3 separate regions of the Homo sapiens genome follow, and regions 1 and 3 are each linked to region 2. A link is a contact called in ENCODE Hi-C or POLR2A ChIA-PET data. All regions are on one chromosome and are shown on one strand. Each heading gives the region's core, a stretch centred on a gene start or an enhancer-like site at or near the end of the contact. The rest is flanking DNA. Distances are from core to core; before and after follow the strand shown.

Evidence for each region. A loop is a pair of places that touch in the nucleus more often than their neighbours do. ChIA-PET counts read pairs that join two places held with the same protein, here RNA polymerase II (POLR2A). Pooled maps may share reads with other maps.
Region 1: a loop to region 2 is called in a pooled map, with 5 times the contacts of the local background. The contact joins two enhancer-like sites. A Hi-C loop is called at or near these places in 6 of 50 pooled maps. POLR2A ChIA-PET finds 5 or more read pairs at or near these places in 2 of 52 experiments (Caco-2 and GM12878).
Region 3: a loop to region 2 is called in a map of endothelial cell of umbilical vein, with 7 times the contacts of the local background. The contact joins two enhancer-like sites. A Hi-C loop is called at or near these places in 1 of 168 maps with a recorded cell type or tissue (endothelial cell of umbilical vein) and 9 of 50 pooled maps. POLR2A ChIA-PET finds 5 or more read pairs at or near these places in 3 of 52 experiments (OCI-LY7, activated CD4-positive, alpha-beta T cell and activated naive CD4-positive, alpha-beta T cell).

Annotation. Positions count from the first base shown.
Region 1 is chr11:108,957,178-108,960,415 of GRCh38, forward strand. No RefSeq gene overlaps it. Among named protein-coding and RNA genes, the nearest start is that of DDX10, 290 kb to the left of the region's middle. Within about 2 kb of position 1,816, at least 2 of the 41 ENCODE cell types and tissues checked have a DNase peak (open chromatin) inside an H3K27ac peak, as active enhancers do.
Region 2 is chr11:108,732,137-108,735,316 of GRCh38, forward strand. The region is part of intron 13 of DDX10 (DEAD-box helicase 10); the gene reads left to right. The region is part of intron 2 of LOC124902750 (a long non-coding RNA gene); the gene reads right to left. Among named protein-coding and RNA genes, the nearest start is that of DDX10, 69 kb to the left of the region's middle. RefSeq lists an enhancer at 1,636-1,755. Within about 2 kb of position 1,400, at least 7 of the 41 ENCODE cell types and tissues checked have a DNase peak (open chromatin) inside an H3K27ac peak, as active enhancers do; they include endothelial cell of umbilical vein, where a contact is called at or near this core.
Region 3 is chr11:108,868,870-108,872,087 of GRCh38, forward strand. All of the region lies in intron 16 of DDX10 (DEAD-box helicase 10), which reads left to right. Among named protein-coding and RNA genes, the nearest start is that of DDX10, 210 kb to the left of the region's middle. Within about 2 kb of position 1,687, at least 2 of the 41 ENCODE cell types and tissues checked have a DNase peak (open chromatin) inside an H3K27ac peak, as active enhancers do; they include endothelial cell of umbilical vein, where a contact is called at or near this core.

The DNA of each region.
Region 1 (3,238 bases), core at 566-3,065, 230 kb after region 2:
AAGGCAAGGTTGGGTTGAGGTGATCAAAGGAAAGGAAGCCCTGGTTATAAGGGAAGTGTCCACTTTTTGACCACTAGGCTACCCCTATTAATTTACTGGCATGTCATTGCATTCTTTTTTTTTTTTTTTTAGACAGAGTCTCACTCTGTCACCAGGCTGAAGTGCAGTGGCGCAATCTCAGCTCACTGCAACCTCGGCTCACTGCAAGCTCCGCCTCCCAGGTTCAAGCGATTCTCCTGCCTCATCCTCCCGAGTAGCTGGGACTGCAGGTGTGTGCCACCACACCCAGCTAATTTTTGTAGTTTTAGTAGAGACGGGGTTTCACCATGTTGGCCAGGATGGTCTCGATCTCTTGACCTCGTGATCCACCCGCCTTGGCCTCCCAAAGTGCTGGGATTACAGGCATGAGCCGCCATGCCCGGCGTATGTCATTGCATTCTAAAGGTACTGGGGCTGTTAAGTACTGATGCTTCTCTTTAGAGGAAATGACTCACCAACACCTGCTGTTTCTACAGTTCTTGAAACTGTATAAAGCCTTTTCTACCTGCACTTTCCTTCTACTGTCACAATATCAATATACTCAGCTACAGCTTAGTCTCCCCATTTAACAGATAAGGCCACTGAGGCTTAGTGAGTTTCAATGACCTGCCTGAAGTCATGGAGCAGGGTGTGACAAAAGTGGGAAAACTGGAATCAGAATCACTTCACCCACCCCTAACCTCACCAGAACAGTGTTTTCAATTCTAGCTACACATTAAAATCACTGGAGAGGTTTTAAAAATACTGAAACCCAGGCTCTGTACACAGTGATTCCATTTAACTGGTCTGAGGTGGGGCCTAGGCACTGGTATGTTTTAAAGGTTTTCTTGGTATTTTTTTTTTCCAGTTACTTTCTTTAAAAAATTTTTTTTTAACTTTTCATTTGAAATAATTTCAGACTTCCAAAAAAAGATGTGAAATAGTACAAAGCAGTCCTGTGTATCCTTCCCCCGGTTTTTCCAAATGTTAACATCTTACATAACCACAGCGCAGCTATCAAAGCCAGGATATTAACATTGATACAATACCATTCACTAATCCACAGACCTTATTCAAACGGTATCAATGGAGCTTGGTGGATAGTTCTAAATCATTCTGGAGACCTCATTATTTTTAGTTATTCCATCCCTTTAGTGTACTTGAATCTTTCCTAGGTGATCTTAATGTGCAGCCAGGGCTGAGAACTGCTGGGTGTGGACGGTGGAGCCTGGAGTTAGTATTCTACGAGTAGACTTAATTGGCTTTACGGTGCATTTTTTTCTCCCCGTTCTCTGACATGTAAGAGCTATGTCTGAAAATCTAGTATATTTCTAAGCTATTGTTATGCTGCTGATGGGATGAATCATTTGAAGATTTCTGACTATTTTTATGAAGTGACAGTTATATCTGCTGGGAGGAGAAATGAGCCCTAGTTATATTCATAGCAAGGTTACTGCCACCTAGGTGAAAAATGGAAAATGGTGTATTGGGGAGGGAAGAGTTGAAGAGCTTTCAAATATGAACTCACAAGTCAGTGGGCTAGGTCTTCGCAGAACTCAATGCCATTCTTTGGATGTGAGTCTGGAATACAGTTTAGATTTTAATTAGAGATGTGCTGGACCTTAATGTAAATGTATTTAGATAGGGAAGCCAAAGACACTAAACTGAAAACCTTGCATTTCCTACAGATGGTTTATTAAATTGAAATATGTCTCTTAACCTCTGGTCTTGACCCTGCTGTTGCAAAGATGAGTCATTGAAACATCAGCCTGTCTGTTATCCTGAATGACTGGCTGGAGTGGCCCGGCTGGAGGCACCACTTGGTAACACATGAAACTGGTTAGTTCATGAGGATTTTTACTTTTATTTTCGCCTACAGTCAAACTACCTTTATCCAATTAGAATTTTCACCCTCATCTATTTATTATCTCCTGCTCTGGGTAAAAACAAACCTGAGTGTCTCTGCCGTGTGCAAATTAGCCTGGCTCTGAGGGCCGCAGGGCTGAATAGAAACTATCCTCGAGTGAATAAAAATGTTATTAAATTTAAAACCACAGCCCCCATCACCAGCACTGGATTCCTTTATGCCACAGATGTTGACTGTTTGCAAGTGTTTCCTCTGTGAGGCACTGGCTTGGAAGCATTTGAACCTAATAGCATTATATGTGTGTTTATATCAGAAATCATATGCACAGATACATTGCCAGCCTTCAAATTCATAGAGAAAACAATTGGCTCCCGTGGTGTTAGGTAGCAGCCAGGGCTGTGGCCTTGTGGGTCCCAGCACAGGAGACTCTTTCATAACCCCCTGGGCTTTGGAACATGCTGCTGCCTCTGCCAAGTACACCCTTGTCTCCCACCACCCCTCTTTTCCTGGCTCACTGCTGCCACCTCCTCTTGGAAGCCTTCCTTGATTTCCTCCCCCAACCTGAGTTAGAAGTCTTTTCCATATATTTGCACAATACTCAGTGCTTCTATGTGCTGCAGTAAAAGTAATTGTTTATTTGTCTGATTTCTTCACATGCTAGCACCTAGCCCAGTGCCTGCCACATAGAAAGTGCCTATGATAATGTGTGTGTGTGAATAAATGAATGATAAATGAGAGCTACTGATTCTGCCTAATTACACCAAGCACTATCTGTGTGAAGCCATTTGCACCCATTATCTCCTTTAATCTAGCTAGAATTTAATCCTTTGATTCTGAAGGGATGGTATTTTACCCAATTCTACAGGTAAGGAAACAGGCTGAGAGGGAAGTGACTTCCCCATGACACAGAGCCAGGATTTGAACCTGGCCTAAGTCCACAGCTTGACCTCTTCACCACAGCCTCTTCCTTGCACAGCCTCAGCTGAAGGTCGCTGTGGTTGGTGGAGCAGCCAATGGCTGACCACAGTGGGGACGGAAGGTCTCTGCACAGGGCATGGAGCTGTGGGACTCTGAGAGCTACATTTGCAGGCCTTGGTTCACCTTGGGAGGCGTAATGGTGGAAATGCAGAGTTCCCAGCCATGGGGAGAGGGTGTGCTCTCCTTGATGATGCCATAGACCATGCCCAGCATGTACTGTTTGGTGAAAAAAAAGGATGGCCTGGAAGAGTCCACAAGGACCAGACAGCGATCTGTGCCTTAAACCTCAGAACTGCCTGCAGCCCAGCGTCACTCCCAGTGTGCTGAGGCATCTAGCAGACAGTCTGGCTCCTCAGGAAGGATTTTGAGCCTCAG
Region 2 (3,180 bases), core at 150-2,649:
AATATGTCTAATAATCATATCATTATAATTAAGACCATAATTATTTGGCATTTTACCATATACTGAACACTTTCTGCATAAGTTCTCATTTTTCCTTATGACAAGAAAGGTAGCTATTAAAATTTCGGAGGAGGAAAGGAAGGCTTTTAAGTGACTTGTCCAAGGTCACAGTGGTGAAGTTAGCAGTTAAACCTATTTGTGATGCTAAGTCACATTTTCTTTCTCTGCTGTCGTGCCTACCATTATTTGTGTGTAGTTTGCTTTCTGTAATTGGGTAATGTCAGTGTAATTGACAGTATTGTAAATAATTTTGGGCTACTCATTGTGTGCGCACACTTGGAGTATAAAATGAATGTTTGCCTTTAGACTTCGGCGTAAATGGAGACGAGAGGTACTGAGTGCCAGGTGCAAGCAAGGCCTTCTGGAATGCTGCCTTGTCACAATCCTTTTCTGTTTGACGAGATCGATGCAGTGAAGGACAACAAGATTTTCTTAGCAGTGGAGAAGTGCCACGAGTGATGAAGCAATAAGACATGTGCAGGAGAGAGCGCAGGTGTAGTGATCAGGCACAAAGGCAGTAAGAGATGGCTGGTTGACCTCCCACCATAGGGAAGAACCTTGTTTTGGCTAATTGTCTTGTTGGGTGTTCAGAAAGTTGACCTCCAGGGAGACAGTGTTAGATAAGAGCATGAACATACAATTAAAATGATTAAATTAAAATTTATTTTTGGAACACTTATTTCCTTAAATGTGAGAATGAAATCTCTAAGCATATGCTTTCTTTTCTTTTTCAGTTTAAACCTTTTTAGAAATGAGACTGGGTAGATTCCATTTTAGCTCAACAAATGTCCTTTTAAAGCTTTCTTAAAAGTAAACATAGGTCAGTTTTAATTAAGATTTGAATGATACCCATAGATTATTCATTGTACCTTAGAGTTGATTCCAGATCCTGTTTACATTGATTTAGTCCTACTTTTTTTTTTTTTTTTAGTAGCTTTTTCTTTTTTTAGTACTGTAAGAACTCACTGTTGGTGTTAAAACACAGATTAGCTAACTTTGAAGCTTATAAGTATACTCTTATAAAAAGATTCCAAGTTCCAAATCAAGATTCTCCTATGTGGGAGCTAGGATGTTTCTGCCTCTTGTCTCTTCACTTTTTCTCTTTCTCTCTTTTTCCCTCCTTTCAGCAGCAGTTACCTAACGGATGCCAGGGACTGTGTTAGGTACTTAGTGACTTTTAGGAACTTGGACTAAGTATTTGTAAAATAAGTACTGGAAAATGATTAACATCTATCAATTTTTTTATAACTTACCATGCACTTTGACTATCATATCTCACTTATTTAAATTCTTACCACAGCCTTGTGTAGTGTTGTTGTCATGTTACAAGTTCAGACACAGGCTTTGACAGGTTCACTTACTTCCTTGCCTAATGTTGCATAGTTAGTGAAGCGCTAGCACTGGAGTCTGTACTTAGGCCCCTCTGACTTGCCTCGGTATGATTGTGCTTGCTTTGATTCCCGTCATTTCTACATTTAGTGGTGGCTTTTAGTGTTCCATTTTCACTTCCCACTTACACTGCCATTCTGCCCCCAGATTCTTATTACCTCATTCTTGGCTCGGGGGGATAAGCTTCATAATTGGTTCTCGTTGTTCTTCTGAGTCATCTTCCTGTGAACCTTGGTCAAATTAGTATTTTTTTTCAAGTGGTTTACCTTCCATGCTACCCTTAAGTTCACCCTTGCAGTTGGGTTTTGTAAGCTAGCCCCTATCCTATTGTCCTGCGAGACCATTCTTCCCAGTTTCCACTTAAACAGTGAAGGATTCCTTCCTGGATTATTTTCTTCCCACTCCAGCATTTCACATCTTTCAAGATGCAGTGCTTATCTTGTCTCTTCTTTGAAGCCATCCCTTACTTCTTCAACCCACTGACCTCTGGATTCCAATGGTCTATTTTGCTAGTATTTTTTTCTTTTTCTTGACATTTCATAATGTAGCCACATGTCTCTTAATTTTTATCTCTTCCATACCTGGTGATTTGTGTTCAGGGGCCTTATGTAATGTTCAGTTGACTTAAACAGAAGGAAGAACTCTAAAGTCAAGACTACTGTACTCCGAATTTTTGCTACCATGAAGTGAAACAATGGTAGCATGATCTCAGATGTTGCCAGCTGAAATAGTTTGGTATATATGCTCATTTGTCTTATAGGTGTCTTTTCTGTTTTTTGGCATCCTGTGCTTAATTCTTTTTTTGTAATCTAAGCTTTGTTCCAATTCAAAAGGAGTTGTTATTGTGTAACATGAAGCTTAGATGCATATATTGAGTTGCTTTATGTATTTTTTTTCCTATTTGAGTTTGGTATGCAGATGACTTCCTGAGGATGTAAATTTTCAGTGGAAAGCTTAAAGCTGGTTTTGGCATGATGTTTATTCTGTAACATGCTGAATCATTATATCAAATATTGAGTCGTTTTCCTTTATCTCCTTCTTTTATACAATATTCAATATTTATAACATCTGCTAACTACTGAATTTTTAAATCTACTTTTGTGGTTGAAGTTTAAACAGCTACTTTTACAGGCCGTATTTATCTTTATTTTAAGGTAGTTACACAGGTAATGAAAGAAATGTGAAATAGGACAGGCTGTTCTTGAAGGTCATGTGAATTGCCCTTTGAACTTGTTATATGATTAGAAATAAGGAGTTTTCAAATTCATAAACAAGTGCTTGTTTATATGGCTCTAACAAATATAATTGTACAACACTGCTAATATGGCAGATTAGTTTCCAGAAATGCTGTTCATAAGACCACTTTTTAAGTCTCTAAGCAGTGTGTGTATCTGTACCTGAACTTGTTAATGGGAGGACTGTCTTTGTGATGGCACTGGATTCAACTTTCACATTTCTTTTCAACACTTTTAAATTGTCCAAGCAAATTTTTGTTTTGACTTTGTTCTTTTCAATGCATATTTTGAAACACGGTTTCAAGTCCAAGGCAACATCTGAGGCTAGTGCCATCTGTTGGTGACAGTTAGAATTAAATCACTTTTGCTTTGATGCGAAGCTTTGTTCTTTACCATGAAAGTGTACATTTTAGGTGAAATGCCGGCTTATTAAGTGAAGACTTCATGAAGTTTTTAGAAAAATTTATTCAGCAAATATTTGAACACCTGCTGTGTG
Region 3 (3,218 bases), core at 437-2,936, 140 kb after region 2:
TGAGATGAAGGTAAGAGGAGCTTTCTATTGAGTTTATACAGATGAAAAAACTGAGGGTTAAAGAGGTAAATCCCCTAGCCACAATTAAGAATTAAGCTTTTTTTTTTTTTTTTCCTGACTGCTTGACAGTGAGTAGGAGAAAAAGCTAAGGTAAACTCTCCTTTTTGAAAGTCTGGGCAGGAAATAATGATAAGGATGGACATGGAAGCGGGAGAAGTTAGATGAAGAATTAAAGGAAAACCCAAATAATGGCTTGATGAATTTACTTGTATATTAAAAGCCATGCACACAATTCTAAACTCTGGTTCTTTCATTTTTAAACCCGTTGTTTTTTTTTTTGTTTGTTTGTTTGTTTTAGTTATCTTGTAAAATTCCAGCCCATTTACCTGGCAAGGCCAGGGCATAAGATTGCCATTATGCTCTGTCATGGCTTATGCTCGTTTTCATCACTCATCTTCTCTTTGAAAGGAGCTGAATTGAGAAAGCATTTTTCATTGTTTAACGTTGAAATCTAAAAATACTGATATTTGAACTTCAGAAACATATTTGAAATAAGACATGTCAGCAGGTCTTTTGTCAATTGTGAATTGTTACAGATGTGACTGAGTCTTCCATTTTGATGCAGATTATTCTGCATTTTTATTGATAAGCTTTCATTAACATTTTATTTTGGGGGAATTTCTTACCCTTCTAAAATTCATTAAATGCATAAGTCTTGCTGTAAATTTCAGTCTGAGCAGACTGTGGATTATTCATGTTTACAAGTAAACTTCAAAATCTTTTTTTTGACAAGCAAAGTTTGATATGTTCAAACTTTTATGAGTCAGTATATCGATACTGACTCAAAATAATGCTTTCTGCAATGTGTTCATTTTTTAAGATTTTAACTGAAATTTTGGCAGTAGAGATTTTTACTTTCATTATAGAAAATTATGGTAAAATGTGGATATGAATTAGGAGAAGGCTGAAATGGAAGAACTTCATTCTTTCACTTGCTCAGGAGAAACCCTAGAGATAGCCTTCACTTCTTTCATTCTTATACTCCACCACAATTTATTAGTAAATCCTATTTGACTTTATCTTAAAAGTAGATGAGAAAATTTGGTGAAGTCCATATAACATCTGGAGTTTAGTTAATAGTAATATACCAGTGTTGGTTTCTTGGTTGGGAGAAATGGACTATAAAATTACAATAGGAGAAATCTGCGTAAGGGGTATATGGGAATTCTGTACTATCTTTGAAAGTTTCTTGTAAATCTACAGTTATTTAAAAATAAAAACTTTATTAAAAATAGATCCAGAGTTTAACCACTTTTTAACACTCCTGCTATCCCTATCATCCAAGTCACCATAATCTGTAACATGAATTACTAATTGTAACAGTCTTCTAACTAGTCTGCTAGTCTTCTTTCTCTTATCCTCCCACTCTTCTATCCCCAGTTTATTCTGAATTATAGTGGCCAGAATGAGCCTTTAAAAGTAAGTCGCATATTATAATTCTGTTCAGACCCCCATCCTTTAAGAGTTTCCCTGTCTACTTTGTCACAAAAGCTACAAAGTTCACATGTGATCTAGCTTCCAGCTCCTTCTCTGGTCTTATTTCCCACTGTTCTGTCACTAACTCTCTTAACTTTAGACTGTCTAATTACTCCTCAAATGCACTAAGCAGATTCTGGCCTTCGCTCTTGGTATCACCACATAGCTATGTGATTTGTTTCCTTACTGTCTCCAGATTTCTGCTAAAACATAACTTTACTAGAGAAGCATTCACTGATTTCCTGATGCAAAATAGCAACCTCCTCTTATCCTGTATTCTCTTACCTTGATATATTTTTCTCCATAGTACTTCTCTCTACCAGGCAATATATAAATACATACTAGTTTGTTGTTGCTTGTTTTTACTGTCACTAGAATGGGAAACTCAGAACAGGGACTTTGTTCTGTTCACTGCTGAATCACCAGTGCCTAGACCGATACGAACAAACAGTAGGTACTGAGTATTTATCGAGTGAAAGAAGCAGTAACTCTTTAATACAGTTTCTTGTTTTCACTGTGACACTTCCAAAATAGTGTCAAAATTGAAGAATTATAGCATATTGTTTATTGAAAGGCATAATAACTCTAGGGATGTTTCAGAATCCTTTCAGAGGCAGAACAGTAAAACAAAATAAAGAGGGGGAGGGCTAGAAAGCAATGTTACTGGACCCAGATAGATATTAGCACACATGGACAATCTCTAATTATACACTTTGTGTCCAAGTTCATATGTAAACTGGAGCATTTTTTTTTTCTCCATAGAAAAGATGTTCTATACTGTGGTTGATTTCCATTATCACTTAGGCTGCCCATGTACCATACAAGCATGACACTTAGGTGAGTGAAAGGGGTTGCAGTGACTAATTGTACCAAAACAACTGTCCTGGGCAAACCCAGGTATGATCACTTTAATTATAACTCAAAGATGCCTTCAGCTTCTATGGGAAAGGGCATCCTGCCCTCTGCTGGGGGCTTGGAACTCTGGAACACATAAGCTCCTGCTGGTAGAAAAATCTGAATTATAATGTAATGCCTCATTGCATTTGATTCATCCCCTTTTCTTTCCAGCATACTCTACTGGTCACCCTAGCAGTGAGAAAAGAAAGAAATATCTTTTCCTTCCACTGCTCTAGAATTAAAAACAAATTTCAGCTCTGCTTCCTTTGTACCCATCCATTTGCCCACACCCCAACTCCATCCTCCTCCTTACCAGTCCCACGAATTTAAGAAATTGAGCTTTGGGCTGGGCGCGTTGGCTCACGCCTCAATCCCAGCACTTTGGCAGGCCGAGGTGGGTGTATCACCTGAGGTAGGGGGTTCTGAGACCAGCCTGACCAACATGGAGAAACCCCATCTCTACTAAAAATACAAAACTAGCCGGGAGTGGTGTCACATGCCTGTAATGCCAGATACTCGGGAGGCTGAGGCAGGAGAATCGCTTGAACCGTGGAGGTGGAGGTTGTGGTGAGCCAAGTTCATGCCATTGCACTCCAGCCTGGGCCACAAGAGCGAAATTCTGCCTCAAAAAAAAAAAATTAAGCTTTGATAGGGTGAATGCCTCCACCTTGTTTATGTATAAAGGAGTTTCAGTGAGTTACAAAGAAATTTAAGTTAACAAATGATTGCATTGCTAGTAGCAATTTACAAAAATGACATTCATTGCGACATTCTGAATTTGCCTT